Linked DNA regions of Homo sapiens: region 1 is linked to region 2. The links are chromatin loops, found by intact Hi-C in ENCODE. Cell type or tissue: PC-9. All regions are shown on one strand. Links, peaks and the distances in the headings refer to the core of each region. The heading gives the core; the rest is flanking DNA.

The links. A loop is a pair of places that touch in the nucleus more often than their neighbours do. Peaks named below come from ENCODE experiments on the same cell type or tissue, not always from the same donor. Only the 100,000 strongest peaks of a DNase experiment are listed, where the experiment ranks them.
Region 1: a loop joins it to region 2, with 9 times the contacts of the local background. A loop is called at or near these places in 3 of 110 quality-filtered maps.

The regions. Positions count from the first base shown.
Region 1 is chr1:160,824,849-160,829,107 of GRCh38, reverse strand. It overlaps LY9 (lymphocyte antigen 9), which reads right to left. Exons shown (of 10, transcript NM_002348.4): 10 at 853-1,360. The coding sequence ends at 1,292. Among named protein-coding and RNA genes, the nearest start is that of LY9, 31 kb to the right of the region's middle. In PC-9, for the core only: no CTCF peak of the experiment used is centred there; a DNase peak (open chromatin) is centred at 2,437; H3K27ac peaks cover 3,076 bases.
Region 2 is chr1:160,745,875-160,750,401 of GRCh38, reverse strand. SLAMF7 (SLAM family member 7) reads right to left here. Exons shown (of 7, transcript NM_021181.5): 2 at 1,888-2,208; 3 at 309-581; 4 at 1-98. Among named protein-coding and RNA genes, the nearest start is that of SLAMF7, 8.9 kb to the right of the region's middle. In PC-9, for the core only: a CTCF peak has its summit at 2,058 (motif pointing left); a DNase peak (open chromatin) is centred at 3,091.

The DNA of each region.
Region 1 (4,259 bases), core at 1-4,000, 79 kb before region 2:
CACACATATGGTTTTAAAAAAATCCAGCAGTACAAAAAATTGTGCAGTAAAAAATGTCTCTTTCCCAACTTGAGATTCCCAGTTCCTCCCCAGAGGCAGCCACTAATGTTTTTTGTATTTCTTTCCATAGCTTTTCTATGCCTATGTAAGCATGTAGACTTACATTTTTTCTTTTCTTTTCTTTTTCTTTCTTTCTTTTCTTTCTTTCTTTCTTTCTTTCTTTCTTTCTTTCTTTCTTTCTTTCTTTCTTTCTTTCTTTCTTTCCTTCCTTCCTTCCTTTCTTTCTTTCCTTTCCTTTCTTTCCTTTCTCTCTTTCTTTCTCTCTTTCTTCTTTCTTTCTTCTTTTTTTTTTCTTGAGATGAACTCTCGCTGTGTTGCTAAGGGTGGAATGCAGTGGCGCAATCTCTGCTCACTGCAACTTCCGCCTCCTGGGTTCGAGTGATTCTCCTGCCTCAGCCTCCCAAGTAGCCGAGATTACAGGCACACACCACCATGCCCAGCTAATTGTTTTTTTGTATTTTTATTAGAGACGGGGTTTCACTATGTTGACCAGGCTGGTCTTGAACTCCTGACCTCAAGTGATCTGCCCACCTTGGCCTCCCAAAGTGCTGGGGTTACAGGCATGAGCCACCGTGCCTGGCCAACATACATTTTTTTTTTTAAATCCAACTGGTAGCATACAATGCACATGGTCCTGAACTTTGTTTTTTCCACTCCATAATGTATCTTAGAGCCCATTCCATATTAGCACCTATTAGTCCTTGCTTGCTTTCCAAGCGGCAGGGTTTGCCGTTGCATGGGTATATAATCATATATGTAACTGGATTCTCACTGAATGAATGGACATTTAGGTTATTTCCTGCCTTTTATTTTAAATAACACTGCAGTGAGCATGATATTATGTACATCTTGTGTCATGTGTGACAATTCTCTTGGGTTCTTTTCAGCAGTGTTGAGAAGGTGGTGTAAAGGACAGCTGGTCCAGGCCCCTCAGCAACATTTGACCAGTCTTGGTAGAATTTCGAGGAGGAAACGCTATAAGTGTGCGAGGTGACAAATGGGGCAAAGACATCTGAAGCCCATAGGCTCCAAGAAGGAGCCTGTGTCTGAACTATTAATGGGTTTGGGAGTCCTTAAGGGTGAGAAGGAGGGGGAGGGGCCACATCCAGGCATCTCTGAGGCACTGAAGGAAATTCTGAGGTGCTTCTGTCTGTGAGCCCCAGGCCCCATGAGGTCCAGCTGACTTTCCAACCCCACGGTCCCAGGAGAGAGGCAGCAGCTGCTTTTCCTTTCAGGTGAAATTTTCATAGGTAGGACTTTCAGGAATCTCAAGATCATTCTGTTGTGGTGGTGGCACCACCTGTGAGCCAAAAATCCACAAAAGAATATGGTTAATAAAGCCTTGGAAGAGTGAGGCTGATGAAAGAGGAAGGCAAGGCCAGGCTATGACTGGTCCATCCTACAGAAGTAGAGTCATATGTGCTGGCCCAGGGATGGCGCAATCAACCAGCCTGATGCCAAGCATTTATGGAGGCTCCTAATAGGAAAGGCTGTGGGCTGGACTCTCTGCAAGGACAACACAAGACAGTTTAGTGCAGCAAATCCAGGGGATAAAAAAATGACAATGAAGGGGCTTGCCCTCACGAAGCTACTGTCAAATGATTCCAATCTCTGCCCTAGCTGGAGAAACAAAACGAACATTTATAAGAAGATAATTTAGATGGCAGAGGTTAAGTTCCAAAGTAATGGTCCAGACCATTAGTCCCCAAGCTGTTCCCAAGGGTTCTTAGGCTTCCCTGTCTGAGAGTGTTCAGGGAAGGCTCTAAAGAGCAGATAAGCTCTGTGCTGACCCAGAGGAGCGGGAGGTTGGGTACCAGCAACAGCTTGGGGATAGCATAAACCTTTGAGATGTTGTACAGAGAGGTATATCAGAAATAAGAACTAAAGTAGGTTTGAGAATTTCCAGATCAAGTAGGCAATAATGGCCTTCAGAGATCCAAAACCAGAATTCCTGGTCCTGACAATTCTGAAGACAAAAGATATAGTTGTCAAGAGTTTGGCTCAGGAAATGCAATGATTTCAACTTACACTGTAAGTGAGGTGGTTTCAGGGGTCTCAGTCTCCAGGGTAGTGTGTGTGCCTTGCAGGACTGACCAGACATGTGGTGGTCATTCTGAAACTCAGAGCAGGGACTGACTTTAAGTTTGACCGGTATTGACCCAAACACAAAGGGCCAGGCCAGAGTAGAAAGCAGCTCTGGGAATGCAGTGAACAGCACAGATTTGGCCTTAGGTTCCAAGGCAAAGTCTCTAGCTGGCTAAGCATTAGACTACTGTCTAGAAGTCAGGATGAGATGGATGATGGTTGAACCAAACCACACATCCCAACAAGTGTTTACTGAGCAAATTCTATCCATCTTTTAAGGCCCAACCCAAATTCCTTTTTCATGATGTGTTTCCTCTTTACCACAGTGCAGTGATATCCCCCACCTTCAGCTTCTGAAAAACCCTTAGGAACTGTGCATACAATTTATTAAGTAGTCAAGTAACTTTAACCCATTTACGCAGGAGGTTGCAATTTTTTGAATTTGTGCATGAGTGAAAAATCAGACCCTGGTGATGATCTTGAGCAGTAGAATATAAATAACTCCTACACGCTTAGTGTTCCAATAATGGAACACCAGGCATAAGTGCAACATATGTTTGAACTGCATGGCCACTTATATGCAGATTTTTTTTCAATAAACATCACACTGAGTGTGCCTGCCTCTCCTGCCTCCCCTTTTACCTCCTCTACCTCTTTTACCTCTACCACTCTTGAAAGAACAAGACCAACCCTTCCTCTTCCTCCTCAGCCTACTCAATGTGAAGGTGAGGATGAAGACCTTTACAATGATCCAATTCCACTTAATGAATAGTATACATATTTTATCTTCCTTATGATTTTCTTAATAATTTCTTTTCTCTAGCTTACTTTATTGTAAGAATACAGTATATAATACACGTAACATGCAAAATATGTGTTAATCAAATGTTTATGTTTTTGGTAAGGCTTCTGGTCAACAGTAGGCTGTTAGTAGTTAAGTTCTGGAGAGTCAAAGTTATAGAATGATTTTTGATTGCATGGAGTGGGGTGGGGTTGGCACTCCTAAACCCCTGAATTGTTCAAGGGTCAACTGTAGTCTTTTCTTTTTTTTTGAGATGGAGTTTTGCTCTTGTTGCCCAGGCTGGAGTGCAATGGTGTGATCTCTGCTCACCGCAACCTCCACCTCCTGGGTTCAAGCAATTCTCCTGCCTCAGCCTCCTGAGTAGCTGGGATTACAGGTGCCTGCCACCACATTCAGGTAATTTTAATATTTTTAGTAGAGATGGGGTTTTACCATGTTGGCCAGGCTGGTCTTGAACTCCTGACCTCAGGTGATCCACCTGCCTCGGCCTCCCAAAGTGCTGGGATTACAGGCATGAGCCACCACGCCCAGCCGAGAGTTTTTTAAAAAATATTTTTTTGAATATGTTATAGGGAGGGAATTTGGGGGAGATTTGAAAGCAAAAGTATGAATGGACACGATGTTTTCAGGAAAGTGAAAATGAAATGGACAGCCAGATCAAGGTGAATTATTTAAGATTACTCAGGATGATCTTAAAACGCCTCATGGTTCTTAATACTGGAACTTCCAAGTACTATCTTTGTCACCTTAGGCAAAATTAACTTCCTTGAATCTGTTTCTTTGGCTATAAAATGTGGATGACAACACTTTTCTAGAAGTATTACAAAGATCAAAGAAGAATGTGTATCAAGGTATTGTAACTGCAAAACTTCATATAAAAGCAAGTCAGTTATTATTATCATTATGATTATTTAATGATAAATTCTACCTGTAAGGGATTTTTTTTTTTTTTTAAGACATGGTCTCACTCTGTCACCCAGGCTAGATTTCAGTGGCATGATCTTGGCTCACTGCAGCCTTGAACTCCCCGGCTCAAGCGGTCCTCCCACTTAAGTGTCCTAAGTAGCTGGGACTACAGGTGTGTACCACCACAGGCCTGGGTAATTTTTTTTGAACTTTTTATAAAGACAGGGTTTCACCATGTTGCCCAGGCTGGGAATTTTTTTTTTTTTTTTTTTTTTGAGATGGAGTCTTGTTCTGTTGCCCAGGCTGGAGTGCAGTGGCACGAACTTGGCTCACTGTAAGCTCTGCCTCCTGGGTTCACGCCATTCTCCTGCCTCAGTCTCTGAGTAGTTGGAACTACAGGCGCCTG
Region 2 (4,527 bases), core at 217-4,216:
AAACCAAAGAAATAGCCCCAGTACAAAGAGACTGAGCAGGAGGGGCACCAACAGGAGACACAGGAGGACCATGGAGGAATCTGGGTCATCAGCAGCACCTTCAGAGAATGGGTGGAGGCACAGGGAAGGGAGAAAAGTCAGCTCAGGAAAACGACCCAGGTCTTGGAGCACCTGCCACCTTCCTCCCAGCCTGGTGACCACCCAGCGGCCTCCAGTTTCCATACAGTGTCTGTTCCCATGGGGGCTAGGAGCTGAAGAAGGTGTAGGACCTGGGCAGAGTCTCCTGTGGAGAGGGGAGAGGCAGTCACCTTCACAGAGCTTCCTGGCAAGGATGGGGCTTGAGAAGTTTCTGCTGACAGGGTTCCTGGCAACGCAGATGAAGGTCATATCACTTTCTCCCCATCTCCAGGAGATGGGGAGGATGGACCCATTATGGGACTCATTGGCTGCTTGCCCCAGGGCCTTCCAGGTATAAATCACATCCTCTTCCCCATGTTCCATGCAGCATGTCAGATTGGTCACACAGGTGCCATTCTTATTGCTCTGCAGACCCATGGTGACTTTAGGCTTTGACAGGTGCTCTGTGAGAGGAAGGAAAACCAGAGGTGGAAACTCTGCCTATAGCTCTCCATTCTCTGAATTATCCTTGGATACCTTGGACCTGAATCTCCCTGGGAGCTCCAGACTGGAGAGAAAGCAGTAATTCAGAGCAGAATCCTCATTCGTATCTGGAAAAGAGAACTACCTAGGTCTGCTTTACCATAGCTATATAATAATAATAACAATAACAACAATAGAAATAATAGAAATAATAATGCAATAAGAATATAACTGTCATTTACTAAGCATAGCCACATGGCAAGCACTGTGATAACGCATGTTAGATGTCCGCTAATATTATCTGTTCTAGAGGTTCCCTAGTCTCTGTCCTCAGGCTTCCCTTTACTCTCTATGAGAGTTCACTTTACTCTCTAGGAGAAAATTGTGTTGGAGTAGCCCTTCTGGCCCCCTTCTCTACTCTGTGCTCACTCCCCTGCCTCAGAGAATGAGTAGTTGGTTCATTGGTGAGATGGTAAGAGTCTGACATTCATCATTTACCTTTCTCTACTCATGGGTTTGAGACGTTAAAGGTTGCAGTTAAAATGTGTTTTGCCCTTTTTCTTCCTCCCCTGACTAGTTAGCCTGCAGAATACATATCTTCTGTTCCCTTCAACCATGTCTATATGGAAGACACACCTGGATCAGGTGCAGTGCCTACCTCCTACAAGCAAGTCTGGAGGCCCATCCCCTAAGGTTCCTGATACTGTGGCTCAGTGAGTGAAGCAGCTATTCTTCTTGAAGAAGTTTGAGTCATTGTTTCATAATTTTAACTTCCCTGGATGAGTGCCAAGGTCTAGAATTGAAAGGAAGCATTTCTCCTGTCTAGATTTACCAGAAATATGCTGATATTTTAATCCCCTCCTTCTTGCATCTATTTATCAATTGGTTGTAATCTGTAGAGAAAGAGATGTGATCGATATTTTGCCCAAAAATCTTCCTAAGGTAGGCATTTCTTTCCTCCCCACTACAGATATGGAAACTAAGACTTGAAGAAATTAAATAACTCGGCTAAGGTCATGTGACTAAATAAAGAAGCCAGCATTTGACCTTGATCTATGCGATGGCCACTGCACATATCAGCCATCCACTGCACCACGCTGCTTCTTACAACATCTCTGAGTAGGCAGGGACCTCAGGGGTCAGCTACATCTATTTCATTCATGCAGAAGTCCCCTCTCCCACATTCTTGCCAAGTGTTTATTCAGCCTCTGCTTAAACATCTCTCATGTCAAGGAGCTCACCACCTCACCAAGGCAGCCATCCACCATTGGAACTGATTTTGCTCACCGTAGACATGCAGCACGTACTCCTGGGTGGAGGGCTGCTGGAGTGATGAGCTGTATATCCCCACATAGTAGATCCCTGAGTCATTCTTCTTCAGTTTGCTGAGCTTCAGGGAGTAGCCTCCATCTGGGAAGTCTACTCTCTCCCTATTACGATTTTGGGTCACTATGATAGTGCCCCCTTCTGGCTGTATGGTGACAAGAGGGGTTGTGTTGAAGGTCCAGACAATAGAGTCAACTTGCTTTACTTTGGACTTCAGGGGGAAAGTCACGGCCCCACCAACGGAACCGACCAGCTCTTTCACGGGTCCAGAGGCTGCTGACCCTATAAACACAGAGAACCATAAAATAAGCCTGATTCCCTGTCCTTGTCACCAATTACTCACCCCCTTTGGGTCCTGGAGAGATCTGAGAAACCCACTCAGTCCAACACAACAACCTCCTGGAAAAGCCTTTGGAACCTCATATAGAGGTCCCTCACATGTTACCCTATTATGTAAGTGCTCACATGGAAGCATTATATTAGAAATTTATGTATCACAACAATCTTAGTTCACTCCCAGAGAGTATGACTTATAAAAAATCATCACTGATTATGTGGTTGTAGGTGAAAAACAGTTAAGAATGTCTGCTGAAGAAACTTCCAGAAGTGGCCAGCTGAGCATTACCAGTAAACAGATGTGGGGAGTAAGTCATCTTATTCTTACCTATTAAACTTGAGAGACAGACTCTGGGAATAACACAGAGCAGTGAGAGAATTTAGTTTGGGACTAGCAGTTTAAAAGCATAAATTATAATCTTGATTAACACTTTTGTTTTTGAGACAGAGTCTCACTCTGTTGCCCAGGCGGGATTGCAGTGGCACGATCTCAGCTCACTACAACCTCCACGTCCTGGGTTCAAGTGATTGTCTTGCCTCAGAGTGATTGTCTTTCTTCAGCCTCCTGAGTAGCTGGGAGTCCAGGTGTGTGCCATCTTACCTAGCTAATTTTTGTGTTTTTAGTAGAGGTGGGGTTTTCACCATGTTGGCCAGGCTGATCTTGAACTCCTGACCTCAAGTGATCTGCCCGCCTCTGCCTCCCAAAGTGCTGGATTGCAGGCATGAGCCACCACACCCAGCCTTGTTTAACTCTTAAAACAACTTTTTGAAGAAACATTCTTTATATCCCTATCTTACGGATCAGGAATGTGAGGCACAGTGGGGGTAAATGACTTACTCAAGCCACCTAGTAAGAGGCAGAGTACACACCAAAACCCACAGGGTCGAGACCTTGAAGGGCATATTTTATAGATGAGAAAACTAAATAGTAGAAATGATAAGAACTTATTCAAGGCTGATAGAAATACAAAAACTAAGACTAAATCCTTAAAGGTGAGGCAGGTTAGGTAGTCAAGGAAGTAACAGTGTTCTCAGGAGGCAGTAACTCTGGTGACCCTACAGTCAATACAATAAGCCTCAGCATTCACATTGTAATTGAGCTCATTTAAGCAAAGCTATCTTCAGTGAGGACTTTCCGCTGTAGAGAGCATGCGGATTTTGATTTTACTTGTTCTCAAACTGACCCTTTGCTCATTATAATAGTAAAAAACACACCCATGGGTGGAGATTTAAGATGCTAATGAGACACGAGATTTATGAAGAAGCATGTATAGCTACTGTGCACGTCCACCCAGAGGACCACCAAGAACATGGTTACTAGTAACACCTCTTCCCACCCTCTTATGAATAATCATGTAAGACTCCCATAAAGGGGGTCTCCCCAGTGCCAGTCTTTGCTGTCTCATCCTTATGGGCAGCCCACCCTGAATTTTCCTTCTCTCAGAATGTACTGTCTTTTCTGCACTTAACTGTCAAAATATTCTTATTCTTTTGCAATCAATTACCCTATGCTGTATTTCCTTTGCTGTGTATCTCTCATATAAATTCTTTTAAACTAAGTAGACAAGAACTGAGGTCTCACATCAGCTGTCAACAAAGGTGTTCTCCTTAAAAGTACAAAACCCAAAGTTATTTCCCCTTCTGCCTCTTAACATAAAGTGTCAGGGTGAAATTTTTAAATGGAATTTTTATTAATTCAGTCATGAAAAGCACAAATGAAAGAAGCAAAGCCAACAAAACAGCCAAGCTATAGGATCCTGACAGTTCTAATGATGCTACTGCAAGGCTACATGGTGACTTTTGTGGTTCCTGTGTACTTTTGACCTTGTTGGTCCTTCTTCCATAAGAAATATTAAAAATCATATTTCATGACTGTGTTGGTATAAAATGAATGTGATCCGGGCTGGATTCATTATATATTCATTGTTATTGTTATTGCTATATTCATTTCTCTTCTGATTTTAAAAGAAATTAAAATTAAAACTATCGTGGGCCTTATGTACAGTGTCTCCTGTGTGTAATTGGCCCTGTGAGACTGACCAAGCATCCAGGCTCTGTTTCATTTCACAGCCTGCTCTCTTAGACACAATCTTTTCTTCTACTCCAGTACTGATGTAACTCATGCCTTTTCTAGTAAAAGGACAAATTCCTATACAGACATATCCAGATATCAAAAATTGCTTCATTAGAGATTTATTTCTTTGGTCCCTGTTAAAATCAAATATCTTGGCAAGGGTTTCCAAATTATAAGAGTTGTCATGTATT